Linked DNA regions of Homo sapiens: region 1 is linked to region 2. Evidence: chromatin loops called from intact Hi-C (ENCODE). Cell type or tissue: K562. All regions are shown on one strand.

Region 1 (5,000 bases), 230 kb after region 2:
GGAATATAAGGCAGAGAACTATGAGTCTTATTTTATTACTGTTTTTCACTACCTACTCCCACAATGGACAATCAATTGAGGCAACCTACAAGAAAACATTTACAACCAGATGGTTACAAATAAAGTAGAAGGGAAGATCAGAAAACCTAAGAAATGATCATAGCTCCTGGTTACTGTGGACTTGATGGATTTGAAGTACCTAGTTCAGAACTCCCTAGTCACCATCTCCAAGCCTGTCAACATCACTGCATATTGGAGGAGATGACTGTGGTAGGACCCAAGGAAGAGATGTGTGCCTGAATAGTCGTCACCATATCTCCAAGCTTCCTGGCAACCAGTGGGAAAAGAAACATGCGAGGCTGTAGGAAGAGGGAAGCTCTTCCTTGGCACCTAGAGGAATTAGCCATTCTCTTCCTTATGCAAAGATTGAGGAATGCAACAATATAAAGAAGAGAAGTCCCCAGATGGTAGAGAGCAGTCATATCTTACCCCTAGATGTTCATCCCAGCAGAAGAAAGAAGAAGGTGTTGGGGTAGGATTCTTCAGAGGTTAGCCTGGTACTTTCTCATCAGACACTAGCTTGAAGTAAGAGGAGAATTATGCTTTTCTTTGCTTTTTCTACAAACCCTTAAAAATCACTTGTTTTAAAAAGAAAGTAAAAGCCCTTTTCATTCCTTTTGGACCTGTTCTTTTCTGTAATGGAAGAACTAAGTCTTAGGTTCCCGGGGACCAACCACTACATTAGTATCTTCTGGGGAAGGGGAGGGAGCCTTGAGAAAGATGCAGATGCCGAAGCCCTACCAGCCTTGCTAAATCAGGCTTTAGGGAAAGGGCCTGGGTGCCCAGAGTAACAACACTGCCAAATGCATGGGCAAAATACCCTTCCAGTTGGTGGAGGCCCAAACTGGCTCTGAGGTGGTTTTTACTGTGCCAGGGTGATGGTAATGGCAGTGAAAGAAAGTACAAGTAGCATGCACTTATAGATAACTATAGAAATTATGAAACTGACACATCAGTAAGAAGGCTTTTTTTTTTTTTTTTAAGAGTTTCATTCTTGTTGCCCAGGCCATAGTGCAATGGTATGATCTTGGCTCACTGCAGTCTTCGCCTCCTGGGTTCAAGCAATTCTTGTGCCTCAGCCTCCCAAGTAGCCGGGATTACAGGCACCTGCCACCATGCCTGGCTAGTTTTTTGTATTTTTTGTAGAGATGGGGTTTCGCCATGTTGGCTGGGCTGGTCTCAAACTCCTAGCCCAGGTGGTCCACCCGCCTTGGCCTCCCAAAGTGCTGGGATTATAGATGTGAGCCACCGCCCCCAGCCAAGTAAGAAGGCTTTTGATGAAGTGGTAGGAAACCAAATTCAAATTGACTTAAGCAATAAAAAGTTTTTATTAGTTATCATGGCTTTAAAGTCCAGGCATAGAGCACTGTGCAGTCTTACAGTTCCATGATTTCTCTCATAGTCAAAGATGGCTGCCAACAGCTCCCAGGAAGAGAAGGTCTTCTCTCATAAGCACTGAACCAAATTTTGGACTCTGGGCCAGTTGGACCACCCCTGAACCAATTCCTGTGGTCAAGGGAATGCCACATGCTGATTGGCTTGGGATTCAGATACGAGACTAGTAACCATGATGCAGGCAGGGAGGGTGTGAGATTAAGCTGATTGGCTTAAAGCAGTCAGGTCCTATCCCTGGAGCAGAAGTGGCCTCATCCAGACTTCAAGGTCAAAGGGGGAAAGGGTATTGGAGAGAGAGCCACAATGTCAGCCACATGCAAATGGGGCTCTCAAGTCCAGTGAACTCGAAGTGTGTAATGGCATCTTTTCATGGTCTGTTTGAAATGAAGATGGCATGCGCTGTCATGGTGTAATTAATAATTGGTATTGGCCCAGCACTGGACAATACAAAACTTATCCCTGATAACCACCCCTCCCTTGCATCCCTACAGAGAATTTGTGCACAGAAGACACAAACCAAGGCAGTTACATTTGATCCTCAGTCCTTGTCTGGGCTTTGGCTCCATGCCCAAGCATGACTGCATTGGAACTGGCTATGTCCTTCAGAAACCTTCTTTACCTGGGTAGGCCCAAACAGCTCAGAACTAAAGCCAGCCAAAATGCCCACAATCCCTGCCTCCCCAAGCCCAAACCTGATTCCTTGGAGGCAGGGAGGAAAGGACAGATTCCAGAAATAAGAACCAACAGGACGCCTTTGCCCCAGGGCTCACCCCAACCTTCTCAGGCCTGGACAGAAGCCCCCAGCAGTTCACGGAGCCCTGGAAGAAGAGAGCATTTGCAAAGACAGCCAAACAAAACAGGTAAAGGGCCACACATCCTCAGTCCTGGATGCAGTGTAGTAGACGTTTAATACCCTTCATGGGAACTCTGCCTCCTGGAGCAGGTGACCCAAGCAAAATTTCAGGACTTTGGGGGATAAGGGGCAGCTGTAGAGGGTAGAATGGAGGTGGGTGATTGGCAGTGGGGGACCCGGGAGGTTGATAAGGAATTCTTTGTTCTGACCCACCTATGAAGGCATAATAGAGGGAGGCAGGAGGCAGATCTTGGGCTCCCCCTAGAGGCGTCTGTGCACTCATTCACCAAACACGGCGCCCCTATCCGCTCTGGACACTGCCAGGTGCTGGAGGTGCAGTGCTGAGCAAGGGATGAGGCCCCTGTCCCACGGAGTGCAAGCTTCTCGCTAGAGGAGGCAAACATGAAACACACTTAGACTCAGACCAAAGGAAGTTCCAGGGTGCTGTGTAGAGCCAGCTCTCCAAAGGACCTGAGCTCCCTGCTGCTGCCTTTAAACTGGGAGCCTGGGAAGAGCCAGCTGGGACTCGGAGCTACGCCAGTGGTCAGCCCAGCCACCAAGGCCAAGCTTCTAAGTCACAGAATGGTAAGCCTGGAAAAGACCCTAGAGGCCCCCAAATCCCATTTGTTCGTTTCACGGATGAGGAATCTAAAGCCCAAAAAGAGGAGAAGGCATCATCCGTATGAGACTAGCTGGTGTTTATGGAGCATCTGGGGGCTCCTGATGCTTGGGTAGAAGTAAGACACCCCCCTCCTACCACAATGAGGGGTTTCCCCACCAGCCCCTATGCCCCAGAGCACCTAGGGTCTCCCAGGACTACAAGCAACCCTCTTGCAGCTCAATTCTTCCCACACCCTCACCCCACAGAAAAGGCTTGGAAGCTGTGGGCCCTTCATGTGGGGCTGAAGTCTTAAGACCTGGAGAGCAGCCCCAAGGGTGGAGAAGCGGCTGCTGAAGGGATCAGCATGCGCTGGCACAGGAAGTCTGTTTTCCATGTGTCTGGAACCCAGCCGAAGCTTCCTGGGGTAATTTTAACCAGTATCCACTCTAGAACAATACCAAAAAAGGTAAGTTACTTACCATCCCAGGCAGGCACATACCTAATCACTGGCCTTTCATGAATTAGACCCTTAAGACATTCAGAGCTAAAGCTGCTTTAAGCACTAAAGTCAGAGCAGCCAAGCCACATATTCCTGTCCTGGGCGGTTGGCCCTTTTATTAAAGTTAACTCTAAAGTGCTAGCTATTCTTACCCTCAGAATATAGTCTTAGCCCCTCAGCTGTCTTGTGGGAGGGAAGGTATTTTTAGACCCTAGAACAGCTGATTTGGGATTTGCTGCAGGGGTTAGAGGGCCCAGGGGGAGGATTGAATTGCTAGGGGACAAAATGGGAAGTGGGGAGTTGCATCCAGGGGACTCTTGCATCAAGAGTCAGCATGGGCTTTAGGATATATTAGTCCACACTGCTGTTTTTGGCTTTTTTTTTTTTTTTTTTTTTTTGACAGTCTCACTCTGTCACCCAGGGTGGAGTGCAGTGGCACAGTCATGGCTAACTGCAGCCTTAACCTCCCTAGGCTCAAGTGATCCTTCCACCTCAGCCTCTCTAACACCTGGGATTACAGGCGCATGCCACCATGCTGGGCTATTTTTTGTATTTTGTTTGTAGAGATGAGGTTTTGCCATGTTTCTCAGCCTGGTCTCAAATTCCTGAGGCTCAAGAAATCCGCCTGCCTCAGCTTCCCGAAGTGCTGGTGTTATAGGAGTAAGCCAACACACTGCCATTTTTGATCAACAAAGTATCTTAATATAAGCCAGTGGTTCTCAAAGTGCAGAGCCCAGACCAGCAGCACCAGCATCACCTGGGAACAACTGTTTATATATTAGAAATGCAAGAAAAACACTGCAAAAAAATGCAAAGTATCAGCCTCCACCTGAATCAGAACCTCTAGATGTGGGGCCCCGCAAGCTGTTTTAACAATCCCTCCAGGAGATTCTGATGCTCACTAAAGTTTGAGAATCACTGATATCAGCAAACCATCTAATAAGATCCCCTTTTGGACAGGGCTGGAAGAAAGAATGATCTACATTGACACTTCTCAACTTACGAGTGTCTGTTCAAAACCAGGAATCCTCAGCTCAGAAAAAGTGCATACATAAAAATTTCAGGGATGCACTATCTCTGATGCACCTGCTCTTTGGCAACCTGGAGGCCTTTCTTTGGGTCTAAGTCTGATCTGCAGAGAATCTCAGAGCTGAAAAAGACTTTTTAGATCATCTACTCCAACCAGAGCAGGGGTCTGCTCCATAATACCTTTGAGAAGCCTGGCTTTAAGTTAACACTTTCAGAGATGGGGAGCTCCCCGCCTCAAAAGAGCTTGTTTCCAGTGACCCTTAAGTGGGTAGAGTTAACTCTTGTTAACTCCTATATTGGTTTATAGCAACCAAGCTACATTAACATGGCTGAAATATAGACTTATAAACCCAGATTAAAGGAAACACATGGGCCGGGTGTGGTGGCTCACACCTGTAATCCCAACACTTTGGGAGGCCGAGGTGGGCAGAAGTCTGATCTGCAGAGAGGCCCAGGAGTTGAAGATCAGCCTGGGCAACATGGTGAAACCCCATATCTACAAAAAATACAAAAATTAGCTTGGTGTAGTGGCACACACCTGTAATCCCAGCTACTTGAGTGGC
Region 2 (5,000 bases):
GATGTTATTTGGGCCTTAAAAAGTGGCCCAAGACCCAGTGATCTCTTCTAAGAGGTGAAGTCATCAGCATCTAGCTGGATACATTATCGAAAAGAACCCCAGACAAGAAGAATTCATCAATTAATCTCATTAATTGATGAATAATTAATTCATTAATTCATCAATTAATTTATCAATTAATTAATCACCTGAAAATTTTCAGGCATATTTTCGTGGCCACCACTCTGTGGAAAAGCCCAACAGATTTCCATAAGTAGAAAATGACAGCATTGTCACTGAGGGCAGGTATAAGTGAGGGGTGATATTAATAATTAGTATGCAACCAGCCTTTATTTGTCATGCATTACACTAAGTCCTTTAATATATACGACAATCCAAAAGGTAGGCACTGTGGTTGTACCCTTGTACAGATGAAAACTTTGAGGCTTATAGAGGCTAAGTATCTTCCCCAAAGTGAGACAGCTAGAAAGTGATGAAGCTGAGATTAAAAGTCAGGAAGGCTGGAAACGGCACCTGGGCTCTTCCCCAGGCCACCATCGGGTTTAGCTAATTTATATTTTGCTTAGTTAATTGTCTCCCCGCTGTCCCAGGATTGGATTTATGCTTATGAGGTTGGAGTTCTTTTTATTTCTTTATTTTTTATTTTTTCTGCAATCATCCATTATTGGGTAGAGCTCTTGTCTGTCCTGTTCTCCACGGTATCCCCAGAAGCCAGCACTGGGGCTACCACAAAGCATACCCTCGATAAATAATTGCTGAGTGAATGAACTAATGAATGAATATCATGCTTTCATTTGACTATTTCTTATAATTTGAAATTTTCTGAACATTGAGGCCTTGGGTGATAACTAAATATGCTCATGGAATAGAACAGTTAATTTTACATGTCTAATTTATCTGAACTTTCTCCCAGAAAAATGTTTTTCCAAGCATTAGAATCTAGCAAGTTACCTGCAACTTGGAAACTGAACAAGGAATCCCATCTGAAAATGTAGAGGACACATAAAGTGGAATAATTTAAATATTTACTAATCACTTACGTTTTCAAAGCTATTTTAGGCCTCTACCCTTTTCAAAGAGCTGTCTATGAATCACCTGGGATGCTTGTTTCAAATGCTGAGCAAGGGAGTCCAGGGCCTGGGAATCTGCATTTTTGGAGGTATCTCAGGCGTTTGTTATCGACACAAAATTTTAAGAACGACCGTGAGGACATTAGGGCTATTTTTACCTCCACCCCATTGGACAAAATTCTTTTTTAAAAAATTATTATTATACTTTAAGTTCTAGGGTACATGTGCACAACGTGCAGGTTTGTTACCTAGGTATACATGTGCCATGTTGGTTTGCTGCACCCATCAACTCATCATTTACATTAGGTATTTCTCCTAATGCTATCCCTCCCCCAGTCCCCTATCCCACAACAAGCCCCAGTGTGTGATGTTCCCCTCCCTGTGTCCATGTGCTCTTATTGTTCAACTCCCACTTATGAGTGAGAACATGTGGACAAAATTCTTAACAATCTATCAAATGTGTTTCAAATCTATTGATCCTTAGGTTTATCCAAAGATTCTTTAATCCTGATCACCTCTCGGGGTCATGAGCCATATCCTTTTTTTCCTCCCTGTGTAAGGTAGAAACGTTGTATTTATCTAAAAGCATTGTATAAAAACATCGTATTTGTCTTTCCCCAATTTTAATAGGGCAGCTATCTAATCTCACACTGATATCCCAGACTTTAGTGCACTGAGCCACTCTCACACAGGATCAAGCTAGAAGTGAGAAGATCTGGTCCGATTCTGCCACAAGATGCTGTGTGTCTTAGGGCACGTTGCCCAGCCTCTCTGACACCCTGTTTCCTTGTCTAAGCTGGGGCTGTGAGTGTTCACAGCCTTTTGAGTCTGCACATGCTCTAATTGAAGTCATGCTATAGACAAGGATCATGTGCCCTCACAGTCTTGTTTTTCAGCACTCAAAAGTCATGCTTCTATGATCATGAATTAGGTTCAGAAAGTGACAGAGTAAGTAGTCACAGGAATGTAAAGAGCCCTACCCCACTGAATCAATTGTGACTAAAACACTTTGGAATATAAACTTCTACAATACACACGTATAAGACATAATTACAAAAAAAAAAAAAAAAACAACAACAACTTGGGGGAAGAGTTAGTTGACCATATGAAAACTAGGGTGGACCTGTGAGGCCACATACCTGCTGTTCTCCTCAGACGGGGAAGTGTTTCAGGGTGGGGCGCCTAGGCAGTCTACTCTTAGGGCTGTGTAATATTAAACCCAGAAAATGTCTGGGTTGCTCTGTCAACAAATATTTATTGGTAGCCACTATATGCCGGGCCCTGTGCTAGGTATTGGGGGCCTGTAGGTGAACCCTACGGACAGACCCATTCTTTCACGGAGCTAACATTCTCGTGGGGAAAAGAGGTAATAAACAATTCTAATGATGAATCAGCGATAGAGGATAAAGGGAATCTGTGAGGGAAGAGGGGACATAAACGCTGGGAGGCTGGAAGAGCCCCTTACGTGTTATCCACTTGTCCAGACGCCATATTCATAGTTGAGAAAGATGAGGCAGAGACGGTAGTGACCGGCTTGAGCCTAGACTGCGCCAAGCTTGCCAGAGCAGAGCCGGGTGGAAACTGTCTTCCTGCAAAGCCAGGTTTTCCTTCACGGCCCCTCCTAATGATGTTTCTTTTCCTATCATTGTCGAGCCCTTAGAACCCCAGGATCGAGGGAGGGAAAACAAGCGCTCAAGCACTCCCTCGTTGGTCCCAGGACACAAGGCCTCGTCCATCTCACAAGGCCTCGTCCATCTCCCATCACACCCTAGGGCCCAGGCAGAAGCCCGGCGGGGCGGGGCCTCGGACACGCGCCGGTGCGTCCAGCAGGTGGCAGCAGCGAGCGGCCGCGCCCCCTGCGCTGCCAACCCGCGAGCCCGCATCATGGATGTCGAGCTCCCCTATTTCGCATTGCTAGCCCTGGAATTCGAGACCCCAGACGAGGACCAGGATTCATGAAATCAGTCGCAGGGGCCGGGGCAGGGGCCTCTGGCTCCCGACACTGGCCGAGAGGTGGGTTCCGGGGCGGGTCGCTGCTCCTTGAAGCCGGGCGGGGACGCGCTGCCCCCGCCCTGCCTCCCTGTGGTCCACACCCCCTTTGGGCTCCGGAGCCGCTGGGCAGGAATAGTCCGGGGTGCGCGCGAGCAGGCGCTGCCAACCCCACTTCTGCCCGGGATTCCAATCTGAGGAGCAGGAGGACCGGGGCGCCGGTGTCCTGCCGCCTCCTTCTCCTTGCTCTCACCTGCGCCTATTAGTCCACGCGCCTTCAAGGCCAGGGGCTACAGCCCAGACAGAGAGGGGACAGCAGAGGGAGAGAGAGCACCTGAGGATACAGAGCTGGCACTGGACTGCCTTTTCACCCCCCAGGTGATGAGTGAGGTTCGAAGAACGGAAGATTTAAAAAGCAGCCGGGGCCTCCGTATTGAATGAAAGACCCAGTGCAAAGACATCACCATGAACACTAGCAGTAAGTGGATCCTCCTCTCCTTTGCCATGGGAACAGGGGTGGGGGCGGGAGGTGAGGGAGCCTGCGCTCGGGCTGCCTGGAAAGAGGAAGGAAGCCTGGCATCTCTGGACACATGACCCCCAGGCTCTTTTTTGGTGCTTTCCGTGCTCCTTGGCAGAGGGATAGCTTCATGACTCTGGCTTTTCGTGATAATTTTGCCAATATTTTATCAGCGGCGCCGGCCGCCTCTCCTGGGAAGGCTGCTCGTCTCCTTCTAGCACTGCCTGGGAAGGCCTAGGAAGCAGTGTGTGGCCATTGTCTGACTGTGGGGGCTCTGAGGAGAACTCCCTGCACACATCTGGAAAACCATGGAGGGCCCTGCCTGTCCCAGAGGTGGGAAGAGCAGGGAGGCTGGCCTGTGGGCAGGCGGGAGGGTAGGTGGGTGTGGGCAGGCAGTGGGCTGGGAAGCCGCAGTTTGATAAACAAATAATCGCCAAGCCACCTTTGGGTCTGGAGATTGTGAAAGATCCAGCTCCCGAGTGCCTGCAGCCCGGTGGGCCCAGGGCTGGTTTCTCTATGTACCTGCAGGCTGGTTAGCTATCCTTGAGAACAAGAAGACAGGAACAGCCCTTTGGCCAAGGGCTCTAACATGCCAGAGGCAACAACTGCTTGCAGAGCCAGGACCAGATATTTTGCTGCCAGGTAGGGCCTCAGCTACTGAGAATGCAGTCCGAAATTCAAGAAGGCACAGTCTGTTTCTCTTCAATGTAGCGCTGTGACCTGGGAGGGCATATCTTGGTTCCAGACTCACTCTCCTGCCCTCTTGTCAGCTTGGCCTGTCTAGGTTATTCCAGCATCGCATAGGGCTGTTGAACCAGAGAACCCCTATGAACAGTCACTTCCCTGGGTCTATGACTTTGTTATCAGTCCCCTCTCTGCATCTCAGACTGCTCATCTGTATGATGAGAGGGGTTGAATTAGAAAGCCTTCTAATCGGCCAGGCACCGTGTTCCATGCCTGTAATCCCAGCACTTTGGGAGGCAGAGGCAGGTGGATCACGAGGTCAGGAGTTCGAGACCAGCCTGACCAACATGATGAAACCCCGTCTCTACTAAAAACACAAAAATTAGCCAGGTGTGGTGGTGTGGGCCTGTAATCCCAGCTACTCAAGAGGCTGAGGCAGGAGAATTGCTTGAACCTGGGAGGCAGAGGTTGCAGTGAGCCGAGATCACACCACTGCACTCCAGCCTGGGCGACAGAGTGAGACTCTGTCTCAAAAAATAATAATAATAATAATAAAAGAAAGCCTTCTAATCTAAGAATCTACACTTTTTTTCTTAAAAAGCTAGAGCTGAGCAACAAGGCCAGAACTATCAAGACCTTATTGAAGCTGTATCCAGCCAAAACCTACTATTTCCTCACACACCCCACCCCACCCCCACCTCCTAGCATGGAAGAGAAAAAAAAAAGCAAAAGCTACTGAG

Evidence for each region. Hi-C counts contacts between places; a loop is a spot of excess contacts. Peaks named below come from ENCODE experiments on the same cell type or tissue, not always from the same donor. Only the 100,000 strongest peaks of a DNase experiment are listed, where the experiment ranks them.
Region 1: it touches region 2 in a loop (5-fold over the local background); 12 of 110 quality-filtered maps call a loop at or near these places.

Annotation. Positions count from the first base shown.
Region 1 is chr5:149,368,979-149,373,978 of GRCh38, forward strand. PCYOX1L (prenylcysteine oxidase 1 like) reads left to right here. Exons shown (of 6, transcript NM_024028.4): 6 at 1-675. Among named protein-coding and RNA genes, the nearest start is that of IL17B, 7.8 kb to the right of the region's middle. RefSeq lists a silencer at 2,487-2,636. In K562, a CTCF peak has its summit at 2,566 (motif pointing left); a DNase peak (open chromatin) is centred at 2,583.
Region 2 is chr5:149,138,572-149,143,571 of GRCh38, forward strand. ABLIM3 (actin binding LIM protein family member 3) reads left to right here and starts at 2,922. Exons shown (of 24, transcript NM_014945.5): 1 at 2,922-3,083; 2 at 3,438-3,537. The coding sequence starts at 3,525. It overlaps LOC124901102 (a long non-coding RNA gene), which reads left to right and starts at 3,545. Exons shown (of 2, transcript XR_007058988.1): 1 at 3,545-4,218; 2 at 4,862-5,000. RefSeq lists a silencer at 2,788-3,037 and enhancers at 3,343-3,844, 3,845-4,344. In K562, a CTCF peak has its summit at 2,889 (motif pointing right); a DNase peak (open chromatin) is centred at 2,880; H3K4me3 peaks cover 371 bases; H3K27me3 peaks cover 1,618 bases.